Linked DNA regions of Homo sapiens: region 1 is linked to region 2. Evidence: read pairs that join two places in POLR2A ChIA-PET (ENCODE). Cell type or tissue: MCF 10A. All regions are shown on one strand. Links, peaks and the distances in the headings refer to the core of each region. The heading gives the core; the rest is flanking DNA. Region 1 overlaps ACOX3 (acyl-CoA oxidase 3, pristanoyl). Region 2 has its middle 15 kb from the start of GPR78.

Region 1 (5,359 bases), core at 1-5,000, 150 kb after region 2:
TGGGAACACAGCGGAAGAATGTTCGCTCGTTGCCCCCATTTGCCTCTATAGGAATATGCGCCTCCCTTTAATTTACTCAATTCGCTTTCTTCCTGATCTATTCTGTTGTCGTAGACACAGTTCCAGTTGTTAAAGTACTGGGTCATCAATTCTAAGGCCCTGGCCAAGGAGTCTAGGCTTAGAGATTGTATTGCAGTGGGGGAGGTAAGCTGGGTAGAAATTGGGGGAGGAGAGCATCTTACACAATGGGAGAGCAATCCTCCTAGCCATTTACAAACTTGGGGCCCTGGCAAGGGTGGTAGGTCCCACATAACTTCCCATGTCGAGAGCTGTATATCTAAATTGGGAGGGACACCAGGGACAAGACTCCCTGGGTTCATACCCTAGGTGCTTAAGGACACAGCGTAGAGCTTCCTTAGATCCCTTTGGAGATACAACTTGCTCTAATACTTGGGAGAGGAAGTGAGTCTGAAGCATTAGTACCTAGGAGGCAGGGATCAGAGGAAGTAGATTCAGAGGTAAGGAGAATTTTGGGGCTACACTTTCAAGAAAGTCATGGTTAGGACCCAGGAGGTATGGGCCAGAAGGAGAGATAGGGGTGCACGCATGGGCAACTGTTGAGTAGAGACTTCTGGCTGCGCCATGATCTTGACCGGCCAATGCCGGGAATTTGGGACGACAGCTTTCTGCCTCTAGTCAGCCCTCTGCTTCCCCAAGAAAACTGTAAAAGTGGAAGCTGGTTCCAGGCAGACCAATGCTCCCAACCCAAAAGGGTTGGGGATTGTTAGAAAGCCTTTTCCCAGAAAGCCTCACACCTGAGTCTTAAGTCCGGTGGCCACATTAATCATTTTTAACCAGCCAACAGGTGCCCAGTATTTTCCTCCAATTCTAAGGAAGGGTAGGACAGAATAGCAAGTGAAAGTGGTTCAATATTACTCACCGCTTTGGAGAATCCCCATACGAGCCCAGCAAATGTTACCGATGAGTGTTTGCTCCCAGAGCTCCCAAGATGGTGGTGGGCCGCTTCCAAAATGGCAGCAAACCTCTTGCTCTCTGACCTGGGGTTCTTGGCCTCACGGATTCCAAGGAATGGAACCTTGGGCCATGCGGTGAGTGTTATAGCTCTATTAGAAGCCGTGGGTCATGGAAGAGAACTGTGGAACCCAGGGACTAGTGTTCAGCTCAATTAGGACGAACCCAGGCACTTAGCCATGCAGGAACAATGGTGAGCCTCTAGCCCGATTGGGAGCAGCAATGGGTGCCTCACTGGATCAGAAGCTCAGTGGACACCCTGCTGGATCCGGAGGGGTGGAAGTCAGTGGTGGGTCTGCGATGGCGATGATCAGCAGTGGTGGACAGCAAGTGATAGCTCAGCTCGAGCTGGAACAAACATGGACCAGAAGAGTGTGCAGTTGCAAGATTTAATAGAGTGAAAACAGAGCTCCCATTCAACGGGGGGGTACCCAAAGGGCGTTGCCTGATCTGGCTCGAATGCCTGGGTTTATATCCTGATCATTGTGCCTCCCCCTGTGCTCTCAGGGGATAGGTGATTTAATTATTTCTTTACCTCCTGTTTTTAGCCTAATTGGTATTTTAGTGAGCTCTCTTTACTACCTGATTGGTCTGGTGTGAGCTGAGTTACAAGCCCCATGTTTAAAGGTGGGTGTGGTCACCTTCCCCAGCTAGGCTTAGGAATTCTTAGTCAGCCTTGGAAATCCAGCTAGTCCTGTCTCTCAGCATCACTGTATTATCACCCCCAAGGTGCACAGATCTTAGGAAGGTCACCCAGCTAGAAAGCTGTAACATTGAGATTTGAACCCAGACAGTCTGGCTTCACAATCCTTATCTCTAACAGTTGTACCATAATGCAGTAAGGTTGGTGACTTCAAGTGGCATGGGCCCATAGGTACTTGTTAGGATCTGGGGATTTGGAGCCAGCTGTGCTTGATAATAGTTGTATGACCATGGTCAATGTCTCTAAGAAGCTCCAGTTTCCTCACCTGGAAAAGGAGACTACTGATAGTACTTGGGCTTGGTGGGCACAGTTGAGGTCTATGTAGCTGCTTAACACAGTCACCTGCACACAGCACCAGCTCAGTAACTGGAGGTTGTTATGAGGGTTTTATCAGGCTGGAGAGAAATGAGAAGATTCCGTAAGGTGTTAGAGATGCACTGTGGACTTGGTAATGTACTGAGGTTATGGCGCATGGAGAGGGGAATTCCAACATGACACTGGGGTTTGTAATTCCAGTAATCCTTGGGTGACTGGCAGTGTGGAACTGGGGTGCAGGAGGCGAAGCTGGGTCAGGGCTGAGAGGCTGAATTCAGTGTTGAACACTCAGTATGGGCATCTCCAGAACATGAGAGGTGGGGAATTGCCGTTGACTGCCAAATGAGCTCACGAGTCTGGAGGTGTGAATCGGGGAGCCTTGCACACATTGAGGACGTGATGTTTTCGGTTCTCTTGCGTACATACCTCAGAGTGGAATTGCTGAGTCATGTGGTCACTCCATGTTTAATCACTTGTGGAACTGCCACACTGTTCTCCAGAATGGCTGGGTCACTTTACATTTTCACTGGAAGGGCATGAGAGTCTGATTTCTCCACATCCTCTCAATACTTGTGATTATTTTTCTGTTTCTTTTTTCTTTTTTTCTTTTTTTTTTTGAGACAGAGTTTCACTCTGTCACCCAGGCTGGAGTGCAGTGGCGCAATCTAGGCTACTGCAATCTCTGCCTCCCGGGTTTAAGTAATTCTCTGCCTCAGCCTCCCAAGTAGCTGGGACTATAGGCACCTGCCACCATGCCCGGCTAATTTTTTTGTATTTTTAGTAGAGATGAGGTTTCACCATGTTGGCCAGGCTGGTCTTGAATTCCTGACCTCATGATCCACCTGTCTGGGCCTCCCAAAGTGCTGGGATTACAGGCATGAGCCACTGCGCCTGGCCTATTTATCTGGTTCTTTAAGAGATAAGGTCTTGCTGTATCACCCAGGCTGGTCTCAAACTCCTGGGCTCAAGCTGTCCTCCTGCCTTAGCCTCCCCAGAGTAGCTGGGACCACAGGCACGTGCCACTATAGCCGGCATTTAGTATTTTAGTATCTTTTTGCTCATTGCCATCCTAGTGGATGTGAAGTGGTCTCTCATTGGGTTTTTGGTTTGCATTTTCCTGGTGGCTAATGATGTTGACCATATTTTTCTGTGTTTTTGTTGTTGTTGTTGTTTGTTTGTTTTGTTTTCTTTGAGACCGAGTTTCATTCTTGTTGCCCAGGCTAGAGTGCAATGGCACAATCTCAGCTCACTGCAGCCTCTGCCTCCCGGTTCAACCGATTCTCCTGCCTCAGCCTCCTGAGCATCTGGGATTACAAGCATGCGCCACCATGCCCAGCTAATTTTTGTATTTTCAGTAGCGATGGGGTTTCACCGTGTTGGCCAGGCTGGTCTCAAACTCCTGACCTCAGGTGATCCGCCCGTCTCGGCCTCCCAAAGGGATTACAGGTGTGAGCGTGCCTGGCCTTTCCTGTATTTTTTGGCCATTTGTCTGTCTTTGGAGAAATGTCTATTTGAACCCTTTGCCCATTTTTTAATTGGTTTTTTGTCATTTTATTATTGAGTCTTAAGAATTTTTTTTTTTTTTTTTTTTTGAGATGGAGTCTCGCTCTGTCACCCAGGCTGGAATGCAGTGGTGCAATCTTGGTTCACTGCAACTTCTGTCTCCCAGGTTCAAGCGATTCTCCTGCCTCAGCCTCCTGAGTAGCTGGGATTACAGCCATGTGCCACCATGCCTGGCACATATAATCTTTTTTATATGTTGCTGGATTCAGTTTATAAAATTTCATTCAGGATTTTTGCATCTGTATTACAAGAGATGTTTATTTCTAGTTCTCTTGTGATGTCTTTGTCTGGTTTTGGTGTCAAAGTAATACTGGCCTCATAGAATGAGTTGGGAAGTATTATCTTCTCTTCTGTTTTTGGGAAGAGCTTGAATAATTGATCTTCTTTAAATGTTTGGCAGAATTCACAATGGAACCCCTGGTTTTTCTTCGTGGACAGTTTATTGATTGCTAATTCAATCTCTTCAGTCATTATAGATCTGTTCAGATTTTCAGTTTTTCATAAGGCAGTTTTGTTAGCTGTGTCTTCCCAGGAATATGACCACTTCATATCATTTGTTGGCATACCATGGTTCACAATATTCCCTTATAATCCTTTTTATTTCTTTAGGGTCAGTGGTGATGTCCCGTCTTTGATTCCTGATGAGGAATTTGTGTTTTCTCCTTTTTATTTGGCCAGTCTAGCTGAAAGTTTGCCAATTGTGTCAGTCTTTGCAAGGAACCAACTTGATCGTTTATTGATTTTTCTCTATTTTTCTGTTCTCTGTTTCATTCACAGTTGCTCTATCTTTTATTATTTTCTTCCTTCTGCTTTAAGAAGGAAGGAAATAATTTAAGTTTACTTTGTGTTTCTTTTCCAGTGTCTTAAGGTGGTACTTGAAAGGCATGACTCTGAGGTTAGACATTGCTGGGCTTGGAGCCCTTCTCCCCACTTCTCAGCGGAGGGGGTTTGGGAAACACAGCCTCTCTGAGCTTCCGTTTCTCCATCTTTCATGGGGGGCAGTAGTACTTGGCTCACAGCTGTTGGAGGGTGAAATAAGATAAGACTATAGAAGGCAGGATTCCTGCCGCCGCCCACCAACAGGTGCTCAGACCTGCGGCTCCCACCTCCCTGCACAGAGGGGAGTCAGCATCCTGAGCGGCCAGACTCAGGCTCCAGCACCGCAGGCTGTTTCAGCTCAAAGGACTCAAAAGTTCCTCTTTCCTCTAGGCCTTAAACAGTGAAGGTGGGCGGCCCACGCCCAGGACTCAGACAGACTTGGGTTCACCAGCCATTCCCTTCAATGCCTTCATCAGCCAAGCCACTTGGAAAAGGACCCAGTCTATCCAGAAAATTCCAGAATGGTTATTTGGTCAAGAGAGCTGAGTTTTGGGAGGCCTGCTGTGTTAGCGGGAAGCCAGGTGTCTATATGTCGAGGAGAAGCCAGTGCAGAAGCCTGTGATCAGAGGTTCTGTGCTGGAGGCCCTGTGTCCAGGTGGACCGGCGGTGGGTGGAGACGTGAGGTACCATTGTGTGTGGCCAGAGTGGACCAGCTGGCACTGGCTGGATTCCAGAGGGAATGCTTCCTGACCCTGGGTTTAGTGAGCCTTGGGGATGAGTCTGGATGTCCGGGGTGCTCCCAAGAGGGCAGGGTACTCTCAGGCAAGGCTGTGTGACAGAAAACAAGACTCTGACAAACCCTCTGCCCTGTGTGCCTGGTGACCCCCAGGCTGTGCCTGGCTCTCTTCTGTGTCCTTGGCATCTGTG
Region 2 (5,322 bases), core at 323-5,322:
AGAAACTGAAGTATTTTACCACAAAGTACATTCCTTTGACATACTTTGAAATGGCCCTAAAAAGCTGTCTCTGGTGGAGAAAATCTGCATCCTGCAGAGAATCCCCTTCCTTCCCAGATCTTTTCCCTGATCCAGGAGAGAATTAGCTAACAGTCTGGCACCTTTTCATGTCTGATCAGAGCTCTGGAGCCTGCTACCTGGAGGCTTCATCTGCACCATAAAAACACCTTGGTCTCCACAATCCCTTAGCTTAACACAGACACTCCTTTCTATTGATTCTAGATCTTTAAGTCATAATCCTAACTGTTTAAACCAATTGCCAATCAGAAAATCTCTGAATCCATCTAGGATCTGGAAGCCCCCACTTCCAGTGCTCCTGCCTTTCCAGACTGAACCAATGTATACCTTCTATGTACTGACTGACATCTGCCTGTAACTTCAGTTTCCCCTGTGAAAGGAAATTAAATCTGGGGACCCCCAAGTTCACTTAGCTAAAAGGAAGAGTCAAGCTGGGAACTGGGTCACGCAAACCTGCCTCCATCTTTTGGTTCCTGAATCAGATGGCTACAGGATGAAAAGCTACCAGCCTCCCCCATATTTTGCCCACAAGTAAATTCCTAGTGAGCTGTTAAAACTTCATGATGGCAATGCAAATTGATAGCTTATCTTTACGGGTGTAGTCACACTGGCCCCCCCACCCCACCGCCAGACCAAATGCATGTCTGATTGCTCCCCTACCCCATTTTGTCGGTGTTCTCTTATGTAAAATGCAGGTTCCCCACATTTTTCCTTCGCCCCTTTTTTAATGTGAAAACTGAGCTTCTCAATATCCCACCCTTTCTCCTTTAAATTTGGAGCCCTCAAAATCATCTTCAGAGAAAGGCGTAGACCTGTCTCCCAGGCAGATCCTTAATGTTGGCAAATAAATCTCCTAAAATGATTGAAACTTGTCTCGTCATTTTCTTCGATTGACACCCTAAAATGCATAAAATCAGACTGTAACCCAGTCACTTCGGGCACTTGTTCTCGGTGCCTCCTGGGGCTGTGCCAGGGGGTCATGATCCTCACATTTGGTTCACAATAAATCTCTTTAAATATTTTAGAGTTTGACTCTTCGTCGACATGCTATTTTTAGCTTTCTCTCCCATTTGAGAAGGTCTGAGATAATCTCTCCCCTTCAACTTTTTTCTCAACTCCTCTCACTTTTTTACTCGGATTCTAACTATTGTTGTGATCTGATGCTAAAGATGTTTTATCTTAAAGGTCTAAAGGGAATTTTCTTTTTTTTTTTTTTTTTTTTTTTTTGAGACAAAGTCTCACTGTTACCAGGCTGGAGTGCAGTGGGGTGATCTTGGCTCACTGCAACCTCCAATACCCTGATTTAAGCGATTCTCCTGCCTCAGCCTCCCAAGTAGCTGGGATTACAGGCATGCGCCATCACGCCCAGCTAATTTTTGTATTGTTAGTAGAGACGGGTTTCACCATGTTGGCCAGGATGGTCTCGATCTCCTGACCTTGTGATCCAATCCGTCCTCCTCAGCCTCCCGAAGTGCTGGGATTACAGGTGTGAGCCACAGTGCCCGGCCCTAAAGGGTATTTTCTTCTACTATAACATTCTGTACTCTTTGCTGTTCCTGTCTAAATCATTCTATGAAACCCAACACCTTCTCTTATGAACCAGGAGACACTCTTCCTGTGTCTAATTAATTCAAGTACCGTTTTCAGTTTTGACTTGCAAGGCCAACTAACTGGATTTCCCATAGGGAAAAAAATCACACTGCAGAAGGTGGGGTTTTTGTTTTGGCTTCTGGTAACTGGCCTAACAAACATATTTTATGTTTTGGGGTTTGTTTCTCTGTCGCCCAGGCTGGAGTGCAGTGCTGCAATCATGACCCACTGCAACCTCCACCTCCCAGGTTCAAATGATCCTCCCACCTCAGCCTCCCAAGTAGCTGGCATGACAGGCACATGCCACAACACCCAGCTAATTTTTGTATTTTTTGTAGATGTGGGGTTTTGACATATTGGCCAGGCTGGTCTCAAACTCCTGGGCTCAAGTGATCTGCCCGCCTTGGCTTCCCAAAGCGCTGGGATTACAGGCATGAGCTACCGCACCTGGCCATATTTCATGTTTTATTGAAATAATTCCTATGTCATCATTATTAAGTTTTTTATTTGCTTACTAAAACTGAGATTTAAAAAAAAATTATTATGTCCATGTAACTTTCTGTATTGCTTATTTATTTTGAGACAGAGTTTCACTCTTGTTGCCCAGGCTGGAGTGCAATGGCCAATCCTGGCTCACTGCAACTTCCACCTCCCGGGTTCAAGCAATTCTGCTGCCTCAGCTTCCCACGTAGCTGGGATTGCAGACACGTGCCACCACACCTGGCTAATTTTGTATTTTTAGTAGAGATGGGGTTTCACTATGCTGGTCAGGCCGGTCTTGAACTCCTGACCTCAGGTGATCCACCCACCTCGGCCTCCCAAAATGCTGGGATTACAGGCATGAGCCACCAAGCCTGGCCTTGTATTGCTTTTAAAGTCCTCGTGCTGTTAAGTTACAAGGATTTGATGGCTGGGTCCAAAAGGACACCAAGACCGCTAAACCTTAAACACTGACAGCAGTTAAAGTCTCATCTTCAGACCCAGGAGAAGATGATAATCAAAATAAGCTGCATTTATGAGAAGCAGGGCCAGAAATTAAAACCATTCAACCTCTCAAGGCCAAGGGACTATCATGGAAGAGGTGGACGCGTGAGATTGTAAAGACAAATTTTGAGAGATAAAGTTTAGTTCAGAGTTTCTCTACAAATTAAACATTAACATCAAACGCACACTGATATAAGACCAGTATCTGGGCCTCTGTGTCAGATTAACAAGGTTTCTGGGAGCATTAACCCACTCTTTAATAATAATAATAATAATAATAATAATAATTGTATAAATACTGGGGATTAGTTTTTTAAAATAAATTTAAAAAGTAAAAAAATTATAAAAGATTATAAAAAGGTTTATGGAAGGCCAGGTGCGGTGGCTCACGCCTGTAATCCCAGCACTCTGGGAGGCTGAGGCAGGTGGATCACGAGGTCAGGAGATCAAGACCACAGTAAAACCCCGTCTCTACTAAAAATACAAAAAATTAGCTGGGCATGGTGGCGGGCGCCTGTAGTCCCAGCTACTTGGGAGGCTGAGGCAGAATGGCGTGAACCTGGGAGGTGGAGCTTGCAGTGAGCTGAGATCGCGCCACTGCACTCCAGCCTGGATGACAGAGCAAGACTCCATCTCAAAAAAAAAAAGGTTTATAGAAACTGTATCTTATGGTGAAAATAAATAAAACATTTGTTTATTTGATTAAATTTGGCAGGATAAGTGATATATTCATATAGAGGTAAAATTTGTCTTTCTCTCTTCTGAAACAGATTTCTGTTCAACTATCCTTTGAGAAAACTAAACAAACAAACAAACAAACAAAGGAGAGGGCGTGGGGGGACCAGGAGAGAAAGAGAGAGACAAATTTAATTGACTTCATGCTGTCTTCATGAGGTTGTATTGTTTGGGAAAGTAAGCCTCCTCTCAAAGAGTAAAAGTTTTTGCCTTTTTAAAAAAAAAAAAAAAAGTTTGAGTCAGCACTATATCTAAATAAATGAATGATACAATGACCTGTGACCCTGTTTTGTGATATCAAGAGTTTTAAACCTTTGCTGTTTGACAAGCTTTCCAGAATTAAATGATTAATTCAGTCTTTTTGACCTCATTAATTATTTTGATATTAGGTCCTGAAGTTCAAAAGAAACATATTCAGCTGATTTGGTATGTTAAAATCACACAGGAAGCATTGTTGAATATGAAATGGTATTTAACTTTCTTTGGATTATATATATATATATGTGTGTGTGTGTGTTATTAGTATGTGTTCCTAAATTGTACCAGATTCCTGTGATTCTGGTATATCTCAATATATGTTATCAGTAGCAATTATGATTATTACGTTAAATTGTTGTATGCCACAGAAATAACCAAATTTCCTTGTCAATTATGTCTTTAACTACGGCTGTTCTAACACTTTTGACATCCACAATTGTTTCACTTTAATCCTTTCAATAGCATGGTTTATAATCAGCTATAGAATTCTGAGAAGTACTCTGATAACTTTAAAGATTGTGCCATTGGAATAAAGATAAAAACTTCCAGGGTTCTCATAAAGAGCTGATGTATTCGTGAGGTTTCCTGACCCAATACCAAGCAGAACAGGAGTTAATTGCATGGACTGAACTAACAGTAGATTGAAATAATCTTTTTTTTTTTGAAATGGAGTCTCACTCTTTTGCCCAGGCTGGAGGGCAGTGGTGTGGTCTTGGCTCACTGCAACCTCTGCCTCCCAGGTTCAAGCAGTTCCGCCTCAGCCTCTCGAGTAGCTGAGATTACAGGCGTGTGTCACCACACACCCAGCTAATTTTTGTATTTTTAGTAGAGACAGGGTTTCACTATGTTGGCCAGGCTTGTCTTGAACTCCTGACCTTATGATCTGCCTGCCTCAGCCTCCCAAAGTGCTGGAATTACAGGCATGAGCCACCATGCCTGGCCTGAAATAATCTTTTATTTATTTATTTTTTACACTAAATATCGCTCTGTCACCCAGGCATGAGTTCAGTGGCACAGTGGCTCACTGCAACCTCCTGGGTTCAAGTGATTCTTCTGCCTCAGCCTCGCAAGTAGCTGGGATTAAAGGCACCTGCTACCACACCCAGCTAATTTTTTTTTTTTTTTTTTGTATTCTTAGTAGAGATGGGGTTTCACCACGTTGGTCAGGCTGTTCTGGAACTCTCAACCTCAGGTGATCCACCTGCCTCGGCCTCTCAAAGTGCTTGGATTACAGATGTGAGCCACTGTGCCTGGCCTGAAATAATCTTTTATGACTCTTTAAAACATTTGATTATTTTTGTTTTGTTTTTCTTCTTTTAAGATATTTACACTCTTAAACAATTAAGGTAAATTTTTATGAGCAAAATTTAAAACCTAATTCCTTTCTCTCTACTTAATTTCTCCGAAATTTGAAAACTATCTGTCGGTATTCTTAATCTATGGCAATATAGTTATTTACATAGGTTCAACCAGAATTTGTTCTATCTTATAGCAGGACACAATTGGAGACACTGGGTATTTTACCAAGGCTTTGCTTAGAATGACATCTTCAGATTGCCTTGAGAAAATGAAGCTGACCTATAGAGCCAATAAAAGCCCCTTGAAAAACTGGCCTCATACCTTGTCCTTTACAGGGTTCTGACCTGTGGCGGGTGAGAATGTCACTTTCTGACAGGC

Evidence for each region. Peaks named below come from ENCODE experiments on the same cell type or tissue, not always from the same donor. Only the 100,000 strongest peaks of a DNase experiment are listed, where the experiment ranks them.
Region 1: POLR2A ChIA-PET joins it to region 2 with 5 read pairs; 2 of 35 experiments call an interaction of 5 or more read pairs at or near these places.

What each region holds. Positions count from the first base shown.
Region 1 is chr4:8,416,742-8,422,100 of GRCh38, reverse strand. The region is part of intron 1 of ACOX3 (acyl-CoA oxidase 3, pristanoyl); the gene reads left to right. Among named protein-coding and RNA genes, the nearest start is that of ACOX3, 21 kb to the left of the region's middle. RefSeq lists an enhancer at 2,557-2,606. In MCF 10A, for the core only: no CTCF peak of the experiment used is centred there; a DNase peak (open chromatin) is centred at 2,460.
Region 2 is chr4:8,563,095-8,568,416 of GRCh38, reverse strand. No RefSeq gene overlaps it. Among named protein-coding and RNA genes, the nearest start is that of GPR78, 15 kb to the left of the region's middle. In MCF 10A, for the core only: no CTCF peak of the experiment used is centred there; no DNase peak of the experiment used is centred there.